2 separate regions of the Mus musculus genome follow, and region 1 is linked to region 2. The links are chromatin contacts, found by POLR2A ChIA-PET in ENCODE. All regions are on one chromosome and are shown on one strand. Each heading gives the region's core, a stretch centred on a gene start or an enhancer-like site at or near the end of the contact. The rest is flanking DNA. Distances are from core to core; before and after follow the strand shown. Region 1 holds the start of Cdc42ep2 (CDC42 effector protein (Rho GTPase binding) 2). Region 2 holds the start of Neat1 (nuclear paraspeckle assembly transcript 1 (non-protein coding)).

Region 1 (6,989 bases), core at 3,388-5,887, 79 kb before region 2:
CCCCACACACACCTAGGTCTTTACATGTAGCCTGGGGTGGGTGGAGAGGGGTTGTGTAAAAAGCTGGTTTAGTAACTGAAAATCTTATTTTATTTTTCTTTTGGTTTGAGACAGGGCATTACTCTGTAGACTAGCTTGGAACTCAGTATATGTAGCCCAAATTGGTCTAAAAATTATGGCAATCCTCCTGTCTCAGTCTTTTGAGTGCTGAGACTAAAGGCACATACCTCAGTGCCCCAACTAAAAATTCCATTCCATAAATGATTAACTGTGAGACACCAAATGGCAATGCCAGGTCTGTCTGCACAACTCCATGTATGCGCATCCCGCCTGCTGGGACTCTCTTCAGAGACTGGGTTTCTAGCCTGTTTGTGAGTGGAGGAAAGGCTAAGTGCCCTCCTCAAACCCTTGTACAGGGCAGAACCCAGGGCCAGGCCCTTCTGGATGGAGACCAGGTCTTTGTCTTGCTTAGATTAACAGCAAGAGCCAAGGAGCCATCCAAGTAGCATGGACAGCTCTGAGCAAAAGCTTTTCCCATCCAGGGTGACAGAAAACAATTCCCATAGTGCTCTGCAGCTCCCTACATATCTTCTCCAACCCTGCCCATCATCCACCCCCTACAGAGACCGCCCCAAAGAACCCTGGGCTGGGTGCTGCCAGTACAGCCCTGGGCCTTGGAGAAGAACTTAAGACACCCCCCCCCACAACCTTCCACCCCTATAACTTCCGGTTTTGTTGCCAGCTCTGGTCCTGGAGGCTGGAGTGTCTGAGAACATCTGGATGCCAGCTGGCATCTGGTGAGGGTCCTCATACGATGTCATCCCCTGGCAGAAGACAGAAGGGAGACTGGGTAGATGGGGGGAGAGGGAGAGAGAGAAAGTGGGCTTGCACTCTCCAGCCCTTCCATAGTTGGAACTAAACTTTTTATGGGCTTACAGCCCTCTGACCTCAACAGCCCCCAGCAGGCCCCGCCTCCCAACACCGTTGCCTTGGGGAGTAAATTCCCAACATACCTCTTTCGGGGACATATTCAAAGTTTAACTTTTACCCATACCACCATGTGGCCTGGGTCCCTTTCCAGGACTGGCCCTAGTTTTTCTCTATGACATCAGGCTAGCACTGATGCATCCTGTGGAACTGAGCATGAAGTACTGCCTGCCAACTGGAGATTAAGTACTGCCTGCCAACTGGAGATTAAGTACTGCCAGCCGTGCTGGCACACAGGGAGACAGAGGCAGGTGGACTCTGTGAGTTTGAGGCCAGCCTGGTTTAGGTTCCGAGTCAGTCAGGGTTACCATGTAGTTTAAAAAAAAAAAAAAAAAAAAAAGCAGCCTGGCATGGTGGTGCGCGCCTTTAATCCCAGCACTCAGGAGGCAGAGGCAGGTGGATTTTGAATTCAAGGCCAGCCTGGTCTACAGAGTGAGTTCCAGGACAGCCAGAGCTACACAGAAAAAAAAAAAAAAAAAAAAAAAGGCAGAAAAAGATTAAATTCTTAGCTTCCTTTATTTCATTTTCCATTGATACTGGAACAAATTAACACAAGCTTGCTTGGTGGTTTAATACAGTACATCTGGGCCAGAGAGACAGCTCAGTGCTTAAAATATTGCTCATGCCGAGCAGCTGGGTGTGATTCCCTGAACCCAGTGTCAAGCAGTTCACACCGCCTGTAATAAGGTCGTCCAGGTACCCTCAGAGGCTTCCCCCACACATCTCCACAGAGGCAGACGTATGCACGTAACTTAACAACAACAGAGGAGCCGTAGAGATTCTTTAGCATGTTATGTAGGTCAGTAGGCCAGTGAGGCTACAGTGAAGAAGGTGTTAGCATGGCTGTTGATTCTGTCTGTCGCTGTCTTCTCCTGCTGTTGGAAGGTCCAGAGGTCCTTGGCCCTCGAGCCTTCTTTCATCTCTAAGAGTAGCATGATGGTGTCTCTGGCTTGCCCTTTCCTTCCTTACACTTTACAAAATTGACTTATTTATTGGTGAGTGTTTAGGTCAGCGGAAAGCCTGTGGGAATGGTTCTCTCCTCCCACCATGTGCGTTCTGCGGCTCGTCAGACTTGGGGATAGCGAGTTTAGTTCATAGAGCGCTTATGGAGCAAGCGTGAAGCCCTGGGTTCTGTCCTGAGCACTGAATGGAACAGCCTGTGATGGTGCCTGTCCGGAATCCCAGCACTCAGAAGGGAAGCCGAACCCTTTCACCGGACCCCTCCCCCCTTTCCTCTTTTGACACAGGGTCTCATTATGCTGTATCCTGTCTGGCCTGGAACTCACTGTAGACCAGGCTGGTCTCAAACTTGAAATAGCTGCCGTGCCTCTGCCTTTCTGGTCACAGGCTCACTGCCAGGCGGCTTCAGATGCATCTTTCATTCTTTTGTTTTTATTTTTAAGGGCCCTTGTAATTAAGTCTGGCCTATTCAGGACATTTTTTTTTTTTTCCCGAGACAGGGTTTCTCTGTGTAGCCCTGGCTGTCCTGGAACTCACTCTGTAGACCAGGCTAACCTCAAACTCAGAAATTTGCCTGCCTCTGCCTCCCAAGTGCTGGGATTAAAGGCGTGCACCACCACTGCCCAGCCAGGACAATCTTTCTTCCTTTTCTTTCTTTTTTTTAAAAATTTATTATTATAAATAATTACACTGTAGTTGTCTTCAGACACACCAGAAGAGGGCGTCAGATCTCATTACAGATGGTTGTGAGACACCATGTGGTTGCTGGGATTTGAACTCAGAACCTCTGGAAGAGCAGGCAGTGCTCTTAACCACTGAGCTATCTCTCCAGCCCTTCCTTTTCTTTCTTTAAAAAAAAAAAATTACACTGAAGACAGAATCAGATTAATCCCTGTGAGTTCAAGGCCAGGCAGGGCTACATAGTGAGTTCCAGATTAGCCAAGGCTATGTAGAGAGACCTGCCCCCCCCAAAAAAAAGACTCTTAGCCTTCTTTCTTTCTTTCTTTCTTTCTTTCTTTTTTTTTTGGGGGGGGGGTTGTGTGTGTGGTGGAGCATGTGGAGATCAGAAAAGAACATTTAAAAGTTCGTTCCCCCTTCTTCCACCATGTAGGCCCTAGAAATCAAACTGAGGTTTTGAGGCTTGGTCACGAGCACCCTTACACAGAGTCTTCGCTCATAACGGTCTTCTTTTATTTTAGGGCTTGAATTTGCTACACAGCTGAGGAGAAACATTTTGAGCTCCTGATCCCCCTGCCTCCACCTTCTGAGTGCTGATGCCCCATCACATGCTGTTCAATCCAGTGCCCAGGGCTTCTCGGGGCTCTGTAAGCGCTCCACGAACTAGAGTACATGCCTAACCTGGGATAATCTCTCTGTTAAAGTCGGCTGAGCAGGCATGCGGCTCACATCTACAGACCCAGCTCTTTGGGAGGGCAAGGAAGGCGAGCTGCTTGAACCCAGGAGTTCAATCAATTATAATTTCTGGTAATTCCCTTTTCCCACATAACAAAATGGTCCCAGACGTTAAAACGTGGAGCTCTTGATCTAGTGGTGCATGCGTGTGAGTGTAAGATTATGTGAATGTGTGTGTGTGTGTGTGTGTGTGTGTGTGTATGTATGTGTGTGTGAGTGTGTGTATGTGTGTGACTTGGGATTAAACAGAAGGACTGACATACAGGGAATCTCACCGAGCTCCTCCGAGCTGTCCTCCTGGCCCAGAATATGGTCATCTTTAGGGAAGCATGACCCAGTCCTTCCCATTCTCCCCTCCCTTTTGGCTTGCCTGACATACTCCCCAGCCCCAGCATCCCTCCCTCCTATCCACACACCGCTTTCCACATCTGCTATCTGGAAGGCAAGCATCCCGATTTCCTCCTCCTATCACTGTCCTCTTCTTTGCCTCACTCCTCTTAGCACTCATCCACCCGGAAGGGGATCAGCCTGTGCCTGGAACCTCGAATTTCTTGAATCCTGACTCCTCAGCTTCCCTAACCACGAACAGACACTCAGAGAATTTACTCACAAAACGGCGCAATGAGAAGTTTCCCTCGGTTTGTCTCATCAGCTTTAGGACCTGTCCTTCAATAACTGTTTCTGATCCTGTTCTAAACCATCCACCTCAGAAACCACTTAGCAGGTCAGCAAACTCGTGCAAGTTCAGGCTGTGTCTGTCTCTGTTTTTCTCTGTGCTTTCCGACCCTGAATCTTTCTCGCATCCTTCATCACTCTCCTAGCCTAGGGTAAACTCTTCAAAACTCCCCTAGGTTTGTAAAACGCCTGCAAAGCCCAATTCATTCTTGAAGAGTCAGTGCGGGCGCCTCCCGGGTCCTCGTCCTTCCGTCAAGGAAACCCATCCAAGGATGGTCAGAGATTTCTCAAGAATTCTTTCTTCCGGCCTTTGTTGGCCCAGTGCTTCTAGCCTAAAGTTTTTATTCCAACACGAACAGCTGGCGTCCTCGTGTGTATCCACCCTTGTTACCCTTCGGTGATAGCCCTCAGCCGCCCGGAGGCTAAGCCTCTAGAATCTTGGAATCCAGCTCTTAGCCTTTACAGAAAGAAGAACCTGGGCGGTGCCGCGGTGGGCGGGGATGTGTGGGTGGGGGTTCGAGAGGAGCGGTCCGGGATTGGCTTCTGGCTCTGGGGGCGTGGCTTAGGCCCAAGGTCTGCACTGTAAGTTCCCAGGCCCTCCCTGGTCCTCTATCCTAGCCGCACAGCTCTGCAGCTTTGCCCGCGCTCCTCAAGGTGAGTTGGGACTGGGGTTTTACAGGCCTCCCGCAGCTCCCTGGAGAGTGCTAGCCAGGCGGTGTTCTGTTTTGGCTCAGATCAGGTCCATTATCTGGGGTCTGGATCCCCGCCCCCTACCCATGACCTCCCGCAGCGCTCAAGGCGCTGTGCTGTCAGTCTTGCAGCTCCGGGTTGTACTTCTATGCTGGCCAGAGACCTGGGACTAGGGAACATCCTCTCTTCGGCCCGTGTCCCTGCCTGGGCTGGAGGCCGTATTTTTAGCGGATGGTGAGGTGTCCTCCTATCTTTAGCTTTAGTGTTACTGAAATGGATCTGGGCCGCGCTGGGTAGCGCTTGACTGGGGATCTGGAGGGGTCGGCACAGGAACACAAGCCAGGGCTGAGCAGCCGGACTCCGGGGAGGGCGGGGGCCTGCACGTCCGAAGTCTGGCTGTGAGCCAAGCAGACATTGAGACTTCGCCCAGGCCAAGAAGCTCAGGCAAGGCAAGGCCCCTCCCAGATATCGGAGTCCCAGACAAGGTCCCCGATAATTGCAATTCTACCCTCACGGTGGTCCGATTGTGCAACCCAGAGAAAAAGGGCCTATGGGCGATCCACCTCGGGCACTGGAGCACGCAGTTCCTCGGTGGGCGTCTCCCTGGAGCGGGTATGCTCGGTGGGACCCTAGAACCCCGGGTTATAGCAGGGACGCGCGCGCCACCTAGCGACATTGTACTACAGAGAGATCGCTGCAGAAGCACCAGATTCTGAGCCAGCCCTGCCAGGGCTGGCAGGAGGGGACCTAGAAGGGTTTGGTTTTTGTTCTTGATGCAACCTCTACCTGGAAGAGCCGAAGTGCTTGAGAAAAGCCCTGAAGATATGTGCTGAATGTCCTTTGACGGTTACTGTGGATCCGTCTATTGTGCAGAGGCCTCTTGTTTCAAGTATAGCAGTGGGTCAGCTTATTTTAAAGACAGGGAAGGTGAGTTCAGTCCCAGAGAGAAAAGGTTCATTGCTCAAGGTCACAGAGGCCCAGGTGGAACTAGATTTCAAACCCTTCCCCTTGGGCTGCTGGCAAGACGGCTCAGCGGAAGTCTTTTGCTGAGCAAGCTTGGAGGTGAGCTCCTTTCCCGAAACACTCAGAGATGGACTCCACAAAGTATTCTGACTTCCACACACATTCCGCACACTACGTACACACTCGCGAACGCACTCACACACACACACACTCACATTAAAATACACTCAACAGTAACAATAAATAAAACTTTCTAGTTTTTTCTTTTTTTATTTTTAGAGGCAGTTTTTTTGTTTTTTGTTTTTTTAGTTTTTAGAAGTAAACAGATCTCTAAGTTCAGTTGGCCTGGTCTACGGAGTGAGTTCCAGGACCACCATAAACCTTCTCAGTGAGCCTTTAGAAAAGGGGCAGACCTAGAGCTGGGCCTGGTGGCACACTTTCTTGTTTTTTTTGGGGGGGGGGAGGGAGGGGTTGAGATTTGAATGTTTGACAGGGTCTCACTGTCCTGAACTCACTATGCAAACCAAGATGGACTCAATCTCCCAGAGATCTGCCTGCCTCTGCCTCCCAAAAGCACTTATCACCTGCCTGGCCAGCCCGTACGCTTTTAATCCCAGCACTTGGGAAGGGGAAGAAGGCAGATCTCTGTGAATTTGAGGCCAGCCTGGTCTACACAGTGAGACCCTGTATTTAAAAAAAAAGTGGTGTGCAGCGGGGAGTCCATTAATTTTGAAGTGTCTGTGTAGGGAGGGGAATTTTCATGAACATCCAGAGTGAACAGGGGCTAACTATTCTCCATGACCAGAGGTGATCTGCCTCTAGAAAGTCATTTTCTCTGAGGGAGGCCCAAGATTGCTGACCAGGGCAAGCCATAGAACTGGGATGGCTTTCATCTGTGCCTCCCATTAGCGGAGGAAGCTCCTCCTGGCAGCCTGGTCCTAGTCAGAGCTCTTTATAGAGCTGCACACTTGCAAGCTGGGGAAGTGGGAGCCAAGAGATAAGACTATATAGGGGAAGCCTGAAGACGTGATAGCTTCTCTCATGCTCCCCACCCCTATCACCGTGGGTATGGCCCCTTGCCTCGGAGACACGTGGACCAGCCTCGGTACCAGTGCCTTCTCTTGCTAGTCCGATGACCTTTGTAAAGTTCCTTAATATGTCTGAGGTTCCAGTTCCACTCCATCAGCTAACTGAGACACTAGTGGCACCCGCCACAACGTGCCTTATAAACATGTAAGGAATTCCATGGCAGGCTGGAGCCCCTCGTCCTGTGGTGGCCGGATCTTCTATTTAGAGTTGCT
Region 2 (7,717 bases), core at 5,172-7,671:
TTGCACTGCACTGTGGGATTCCCTGAGGCCAGCCACAGCGGCTCAAGCCACCTCTCTCCGAAGGACATCGCAAAGGCCTATCTGTCCCCAGCTCTGCACCCCTGGCAGCCTTGACTGCTCCTGGGAAGAGCTAGTTCTGGGAGTGGAGCTGTCCTGGCCCTTAAGCCCTTTGTACTCCCTGGGAATCCCCACTGGATCCCAGAGACATAGCTTAGCTTTGTCTTCTTGGTGGAAAGCCACAGAAATGGAAACCATCATCTCTGAAAATGAAACCAGTTTGCCTGCCAGTGAGCTCCAGAAGTTTTGGCAGCAGAGAGAAAGAAAAGGCTGACCTCACTATAAGGCATTGTCTGTAAGATGATGTCACCTGCCACTGTAGTTAACCCTTTAGGAGCCTTGTGTGTTCCCTGAGCTACCAGCCCACTCTTGGCAACCTTTAGGTCATCTTGACTGCTGTTGATGGCTTCAGATCATTATGTGAGGGGCCCAGATGCGTGTGCACAGGTACACAAACTCTACATTTCCATTTGAGCCTTTGAGTTTTTTAATTACCACATGTGCCTTAACCCTCTAGGACAGAGCACTGTTTTACTAAATAAATGTCTTGAGTGTTCCCAGTCTTTCCTATCACTGGACTTAATAAAATCATCACCTAGCACACTTTGGAATGGTTATAATATGGAATAGCCAGAGTATGGTAACCACACGTGTCCTGTGTGCCCATGGTATAGCCTCAGGTCTTCACCCCAGTAAAATCTCATCTGGTAGCTCCTGGGGACCGGTCTCCAGGTCTCCATAGGAACCAGGTCTGGGAAGACTTGGGCTCACTTCTGTCTGGGAGGAACCTGTACTTCCCCCACTGCAAGCTGTGGCAGCAGCGATGTTTGGAGCTTTGGCCCTATGGAATAAAGACCAGAGGTTGCAGGTTCAGTCTCACTGTTTTCAGAGGAAGGGAGCCACATGTCTTTTTCATTATTTAAGATTTATTTATTTACTTCATATATGTGAGTACACTGTCCCTGTCTTTAGACACACCAGAAGAGGGCATCGGTTCTATTACAGATGGTTGTGAGCCACCATGAGGTTGCTGGGAATTGAATCCAGGACCTCTGGAAGAGCAGCCAGTGCACTGAGCCATCTCTCCAGCTCCTGTCCCTTACTTTTGAGATGGGGGTCTCGATAAGTTACCAATACTCGCCTTAAACCCTTGGTTCTGTCAGCCTCCTGAGTTCTGGGGTGATAGCTTTAAGGTAACTGGAACCGAGAGGCCATGAGGAAAGCCTGAGTTTGACCTGGATGGAGCCTTGCAAACCAGAGCAGCCTGGACCCGAGGGAAGAGTAAATCTCAGGGCAGATTCTCACTACCCGTCCTTGTCCCTGACTGGGAAGCCCTTCAGAAGTCTCTGGCACTCCACCCAGTCCAGGACTGTACCTGGGTTCAGATCCTTCCCCCCACCCCCAAGTCCAGTGCCTAGGGGTGGAGAGTCATTTCTGAGCCTGCAGAACAGCAGGTCCAGCTGTGACCAGCAGGGGGCAGCTGAGCCCTCTCTTTCTGTTGGGCTGCAGGCATCGTGAGTCAGCACTTGAGGCCCGGCCCAGCCCAGTTGTGGCGCCTGGAACGGAATGTACCTCCAGGGACAGAAGCCCTACTCAAGAACATGCACTCTTGATGGCCAGAACCTTCCCCGTGCCCCTGGGTTCCAGGTATATGAGAACCCCAGGATCCAGGACCATGAAATGGATTCTGCTTTGGAAACTGTTTGTTTTTCTGTAAAATGTCAACTCAGTCCCAATGTTCAAAGCCAGGAGGACTGTTTGGGGAAATCCAGAGGTGGGCAGGGCTTGAGGACAGTCACCTCATGTGTTCCACCCGGTTCCCACGGAAGCTGCTGTCTCAGCCCCTGGCCTTGCACTGCGCACCTTCCTCTTCCCAGCTGCCCTCATTCCCCACTCACCGAGCCCTCACCTAGTCTTCTGTCCTTTTAATGCCTGGGAGCAAGCCCAGGGCCCCGTGACTGCTGCATAAGCACCCTAGTACTAGAGAACCCGTTGACCCTCCCCCTTAACAAAAACAGGGGTTCTCCTTGTAGCCCCTGCTGTCTTAGAACTTGTTCTGCAGACCAGGCTGGCTTCAAACTCACAGAGATTTGCCTGCCTCTGTCTCCTGAGTGCTGGGATTAAATACCTCGGAGCTTGGTCCCAGTTTAAATTATTTTACATAAATACGATTTACAACAGAAAGACTAAAGAGGTCTCTAAGACCTCTCGGTTTCCTGCCACCTGCCAGGTCACAGGCATTTGGGTGGTTTCAGTAATGGTCACAGACACCCTAAGCCAATGAGCACGGCCCTCCTATACAAGGTCAAGATCAGCAAGGGGGTGTCACGCCACCCACTGTGCAGCTGGCAGAAGCCGGGCCAACCTCTGTGATTGCTCAAGGATGGCACTCAGACCAAAGCCAGGTTGTAGAAGGCTCAAGGACAGCCTAGTGAGCCCGTGTGGAGCAAGCTGGGGTCCCTGTGGTGGCAAGCAGGTCCTAGCCTGAGGATGTTCTCATTGAAGAGTGACCTGTGTGCTGGTCCCAGAGGAGGGGGAAGGGAAATACGACACCAGCAGATGGCCCTACAGGAACTGGTTCCTAGGGGGGAGGCTGGGAAAGGACATGCAATTCAAGGACTATAGGAAGCAGGGCCGTTTGTGAGCAAGCACCAGAGGGGTCATGGAGGTTACTGAACCCCCAGGGTAAACGAAGCCTGTCTGCTGGGCTACAGTTCCTACCTCCTGCCAGAGCACCTCTGGGCACAGAGAACTGGGGGCTGAGAAAAGAGGAAATGGTGTCAGAAAGGTGAGCTCAGGGAAAGGTCCGGGAAGGGGAGGGACAAAGAAGCCGGGAATCCAAGACCCTAGGGCCAGGGCCAGGCTAAGTGCTCAGCAAAGTACGGGGATAAATCAGAAACACAGCCCTGGGAGCTTTGGATGGGGGCTGATACCATCTCTGTTGCATTCTGCAAGTCACGGCCTGAAGTCTGGCTGAAGTTCTTCACACGCCCAGGACACCAGCCAAAGGCTTCTGAGACAAGAAGCACACAGAGCCCACCTAATGCCCAGGAAAGGCAGGGGTCCACACCTGAGCACCCTCCTGCTGTCTGAGGACACCCCCTCAAATCCCTTCTGCTTACATCTGGTCCTCAGAGCACCCTCCGACCCGCCGCCGCCGCCACCACCCCAGTCCTCGGGCTCACATGCACTGCAGCAGAGCTGAGCTCCTTGTTTGAGTCAGTCCACAAATATTTACCAAGAGCCCGCAGGATTCAGAGTGACCTTTAGAAAATATAAGCTGAAGTCATCCACGCTGGTGCCCACGTCTTGCCAGAGCTGTGGGCTCAGAGATCTAGGACACACTAGACAGAAACCCTGCCCCCACAAATCAAGTTGGGGGAGGGATGGGACAGACTGACTTATTGCTAGAGCTCCCTTGAGAGGTGACTTTGCAGCCCTGGCCTACAAGAGCTTATGATTGTAGGGAGACAGGGAGCCACTGGGTGAGATCTGTTTTCATAAAAAGAGTTCACTTCCAGATTTTTGCAACAGTGGGGGAAGGGTGAGAGATGGGCCCCTTCCCACCAGAAGAGCCTGGCAAATTTGGGGCAGGGCTTCTTTATCGGTTCCAGCTCCTGCCAGGGCAGTGAGTGCGGATGGGAAGGCTTCCTGCCAATGCGCAGTGACTGTGCAGTTTCCTGACCCGCATGTCTCAGGGCTCAGTGTGAAGGAGCCCGGGCAGAGGGGCCTCTGGCACCAGGAGAAGCACAAGGGAACCTAAAAACACTACAGCCTAGAAACTGGATCCATGGAGGATGGGGGCTGGAGTTCCAGAATATTCTCTTGTGGTAGCAATACTGGCATGGCCCTGCCTTTAGGGCACTTCGTCCCTTCTCTCTATTCCAAGAGATTTTGTAGGAAATTCTGAGTCTGCCTGGGTCTGGAAACAACAGGGCTGAGCTGACTTCCAAAGAAGATGAGGCCAGTGGGGGGCTGCCAGGTCCCTGAGAAAGAAATTGGAGCGTGCTCCCCCTTTAATCGGACATCACAAAGAGAACCCCATTTTGCTCTTTGCCCTCCATCCCAGAATCCCATAGCTGGGAAGGGGCATGCCTTAGAAACCAGGCAGGCTCCTCTGGCTGTCACCCCTCAGCCCCACCCACAGACCTGTTTACCACAATCTCCTGGAACAGCTTTTTTGATTGGGGGAGTTGCTGCTCTGCCCTAGTCCTTCAGTGGGATGGAGGTCCTCTGTGTGAAGGAAGAAACTCTGGGTATGTCCACCAGCGAAGGGTGGGCACAGCCTCGGCCCTAAGGCCTCCTCACCTCTCCCCTCAAATACATTGTTTCCAAAGAAAACTGTCCTTGAAGGCCAGGAGCCTCTGACACTGCCATCTTGCCCTTGAGAACTGGAGACAGTCCCTGGGCTGCTGCAGACTTGTGAGCACACAAATGCTTCATCTGTGCGTGACCAGGCGACCTAGCTTTACACAGCCCTAGGCTTGGTGTGTTACCAATTAACCCTGTTCCTACTAATTCAAAAAAAAAAAAGTCTCAAAAGCTGTTCCTGGGACTGAAGAATAATATGAAGGGAAATTGAAGGTGGTTGAACAATTGCCTAAGCACCTCAAAGTCAGAAAAGACTGACTCCACAGGCTAGGCCCGCCACAGGGAGCCCCTCCCTCCCTCCTGCTTTCATAGCCGCCTCCTGGCATTCTAGAACATTTTAACAAGCAACTCCCTGTTCTTGCAGGCAGTCACCGCCACCCACCACCGACACTTGGAACTGATGCCAGGCGGACATAGTGGTAATGTAATCCCAGCACTAAAAAGGTTGAGGCAGGAGGATGAGCCAAGAAGTACAGGCCAGTATGAGACAAAATGAGACCCTTTCTGGAATTAAAAAGAAAGAAAGATAAATAAAAGGCTGATTAGGTTAGCCCTTGGAGAAGGGTGAGGCGCAGGAATCTACGTGGCATAAGAACCGGTGAGCAAGCCAGCACTTGCCACATAATCACCCTCTGTGCTGGTCACATGAGAGAGAGAGTCACCAGTTTTCCGGGAACGGGAGGGTGCAGTCTAGGCCGGGCCTTGCTTGCAGATTCCATATGCTAGAGGCCGGAAAACAACCCCCTCCTTCCCTCCTCCGGGTTGCTAAGGGAGCCTGTTGTCACTGGGTGGTTTTGTTTGTAGAGTGGGTGTCGAGCCTGGGAGGAGACTTCCGGGCAGTTAATTCTGCCAGCTGCCTTTTTCATTCTGCGTGCTTGAACCAGCTTTTTTATTTTGGGGAGTATGGGGGGGGGGGGATGTGGAGGCAGGTGGCAGAAGAGCTGAGTAGATGCTTCATGGCGGGGTGGGGTGGGGGTGGGGGGTTGTCAGACTGTCCGAGCTCCTCACTGACATGGGCGGTGACAATTCCCCTTTTCAAAACCCTCACTAAGCCCTTGTTTGTGGACAACGTTTGCTTTTGGACCTGTGCTGGACCCCACCCCAAGTAGACAGCCAGCCTGGCTCCCCCAGTGGTCATTAAACCCACGCCTTGAACTCCACCATACACTGTCGCAGAGAAATGCAGCTTAAAAATATTTTTTCTCACTATACCACACCCAAAAGCAAAAATGTTTTCTAAAATCACTTAACTGTACTGGGCGCTCTTCAACCATAAACATTACATACACACATTCATTCTATATGCATGTGTACCATACAAAAGTCTTGCTTTATCATAGCTTGCAACCACCTTTCCCGCAATTTAATTAACCTTAGACGCAATTAAGCATTCCACCCAAGCTGCTGGGATAGTTCTTCCCCACCCCCACCCTGCTGCTGCCCGCACTGACGTCACCCTGCGAGCAGGCGGCGGCAACGCCCGAGAAGTCACGCGCCCGGTCCCGCCCCAACCCCCCCACCCCTACCGCCTGACGCGCCACCGCAGAGATCCCTCCGCCACCGAGTGGAATTTTCCAGGCTTTCTGCCGGCCCTACTTTCGGACCTCGTCGGGGCGTGGTGACCTGAGGCGACCCGTGTACTTTTCCTTCAGCGCTGACATTCGGTGTGACCCTCTTCCCCAACAGCTGACCCTACCCTTCAGCAGCAAAGGGGACTTACTTATCCCCGGTGGTGTTCACCGCCCAAATATCATCTTTGGATATGCCCTTCATCCTGTGACGCACCGCTAGGAGCAGAAAAGGATCATTGAGCAATCTGAGGGAGTGGCGGTTGACGGAGGCCATGACCCGCCCCTCGTGGGCTCCTTTGGCTCTGTGGCTAGGTCGGGGAGGAACTTTTTTTTAAGTGCCCGTGGAGGAATCGTTCCGTTTAGCAGTGTTTGGGTGACGCGACACAAGAGTATAAAAGCAAAAGTTGTAACCTCCACCTGTAGGAGTTAGTGACAAGGAGGGCTCGCTCTTGGGGCTAGTGGTGGGGAGGCAGTGGCCAGTTCAGGGCTCAGATGAGAGAGGTGGCAGAATTAGAGGCAGCCACTAGGATGGGGGTGCGAGGAGAAGCGGGGCTAAGTATAAAGGAGACTAGATTTTGGGACAGTGGACGTGTGGAAGGCAGCTTCCAAAGCGCCTTTAACAATCCACAAAGAACCAGCAGCTTTCAAGACCAGGCTATCCCTGCTGTCTGCTGGCACTTGACGTCCAGGAGGGCACAAGTTTCACAGGCCTACATGGGGGCAGTGTCCTAACTTGAGTGGCAGAGCAGCAGTTGATGGAGACGGGTGGACTGGGGGCCCTTGAAGGCCCCGGAAATCATAGAGGACAGGCAGTGGGGCAGGACTAGGTGCGTAGTGGAGGTCGCCTTTGATCTTGACAAAACCAGCAGACCCCTTTTTTTCCAGATAAGGGGTTGTGAACCCACCTGGGGATGAGGCCTGGTCTTATGGAAGGTGGACTTAGCTTCGCTGGGCGGACAGCTCTGGCCCAGGGTGGTATGTAATTTGGGTGTGGCCTGTCTGCACCCACTTCGGGGTGCGAGGGGAGGCCGGAGGAGGCTGCAGAGACAAGTTGTTTTTACTGTCAGGTCTGCCAGGCGGGGACCATGGAGATTGAAGGCGCAAGTCTTGGGGCCACATTAATCACAACTTTATTTTTCAGATAGCAGTGCCCTCTCTGGACTTTGCCTAGGTTCCGTGCTTCCTCTTCTGTGGTCTCACTCTTCCCTACTCTTGCCCCTCACTCTGAGGTTAAGGGGTCACTTAAAACCTTGCCCCTGGGTCGTCCGGTAAGCCTGTGGAGGATGTAGAGTCGGTGCTGGAGTCTTGGGCACGGCATTTTGGTAAAGGTGGAGGACACCCTGACTGGGCGGGGAGGGATGGTGTTGATTCACAGAGGGCGGGACGTGAGTGTGGACCCTGGGGTGGGCTCACAGCCATGTTTCCGGTCACCCAAATGCTTCATGGACGTGGTTTATCACTATAGTGTTCACCATGGCAAGCAGATGGCACCAGGAGATATGGAGCCCCTGCCAGTGTGAGTCGTAGCAGTGCAGGAGGGCTCACCCTGGAGGAGACAGCGGCCTCGGTTGACGCCTACACAGTGAATTCCAGAGGCTTAGGAAGCGCGTCCCTGCCCTGGGTCCAGGCCTTTCTCAGGAAGCCCTGTGCTCAGGAGGCCATCGTTGAAGTCAGCTTGTAGGGGGTGGGCAGGTGCTTCCAGCCGGAGGGGCCGTCGG

What was found. ChIA-PET counts read pairs that join two places held with the same protein, here RNA polymerase II (POLR2A).
Region 1: POLR2A ChIA-PET joins it to region 2 with 23 read pairs in Patski. The contact joins the promoter of Cdc42ep2 here to the promoter of Neat1 in region 2. POLR2A ChIA-PET finds 5 or more read pairs at or near these places in 4 of 5 experiments (Patski and embryonic stem cell).

Annotation. Positions count from the first base shown.
Region 1 is chr19:5,922,464-5,929,452 of GRCm38, reverse strand. Cdc42ep2 (CDC42 effector protein (Rho GTPase binding) 2) reads left to right here and starts at 4,637. Exons shown (of 2, transcript NM_026772.2): 1 at 4,637-4,689.
Region 2 is chr19:5,844,182-5,851,898 of GRCm38, reverse strand. Neat1 (nuclear paraspeckle assembly transcript 1 (non-protein coding)) reads left to right here and starts at 6,421. Exons shown (of 1, transcript NR_131212.1): 1 at 6,421-7,717. It overlaps Frmd8 (FERM domain containing 8), which reads left to right. Exons shown (of 11, transcript NM_026169.4): 11 at 1-925.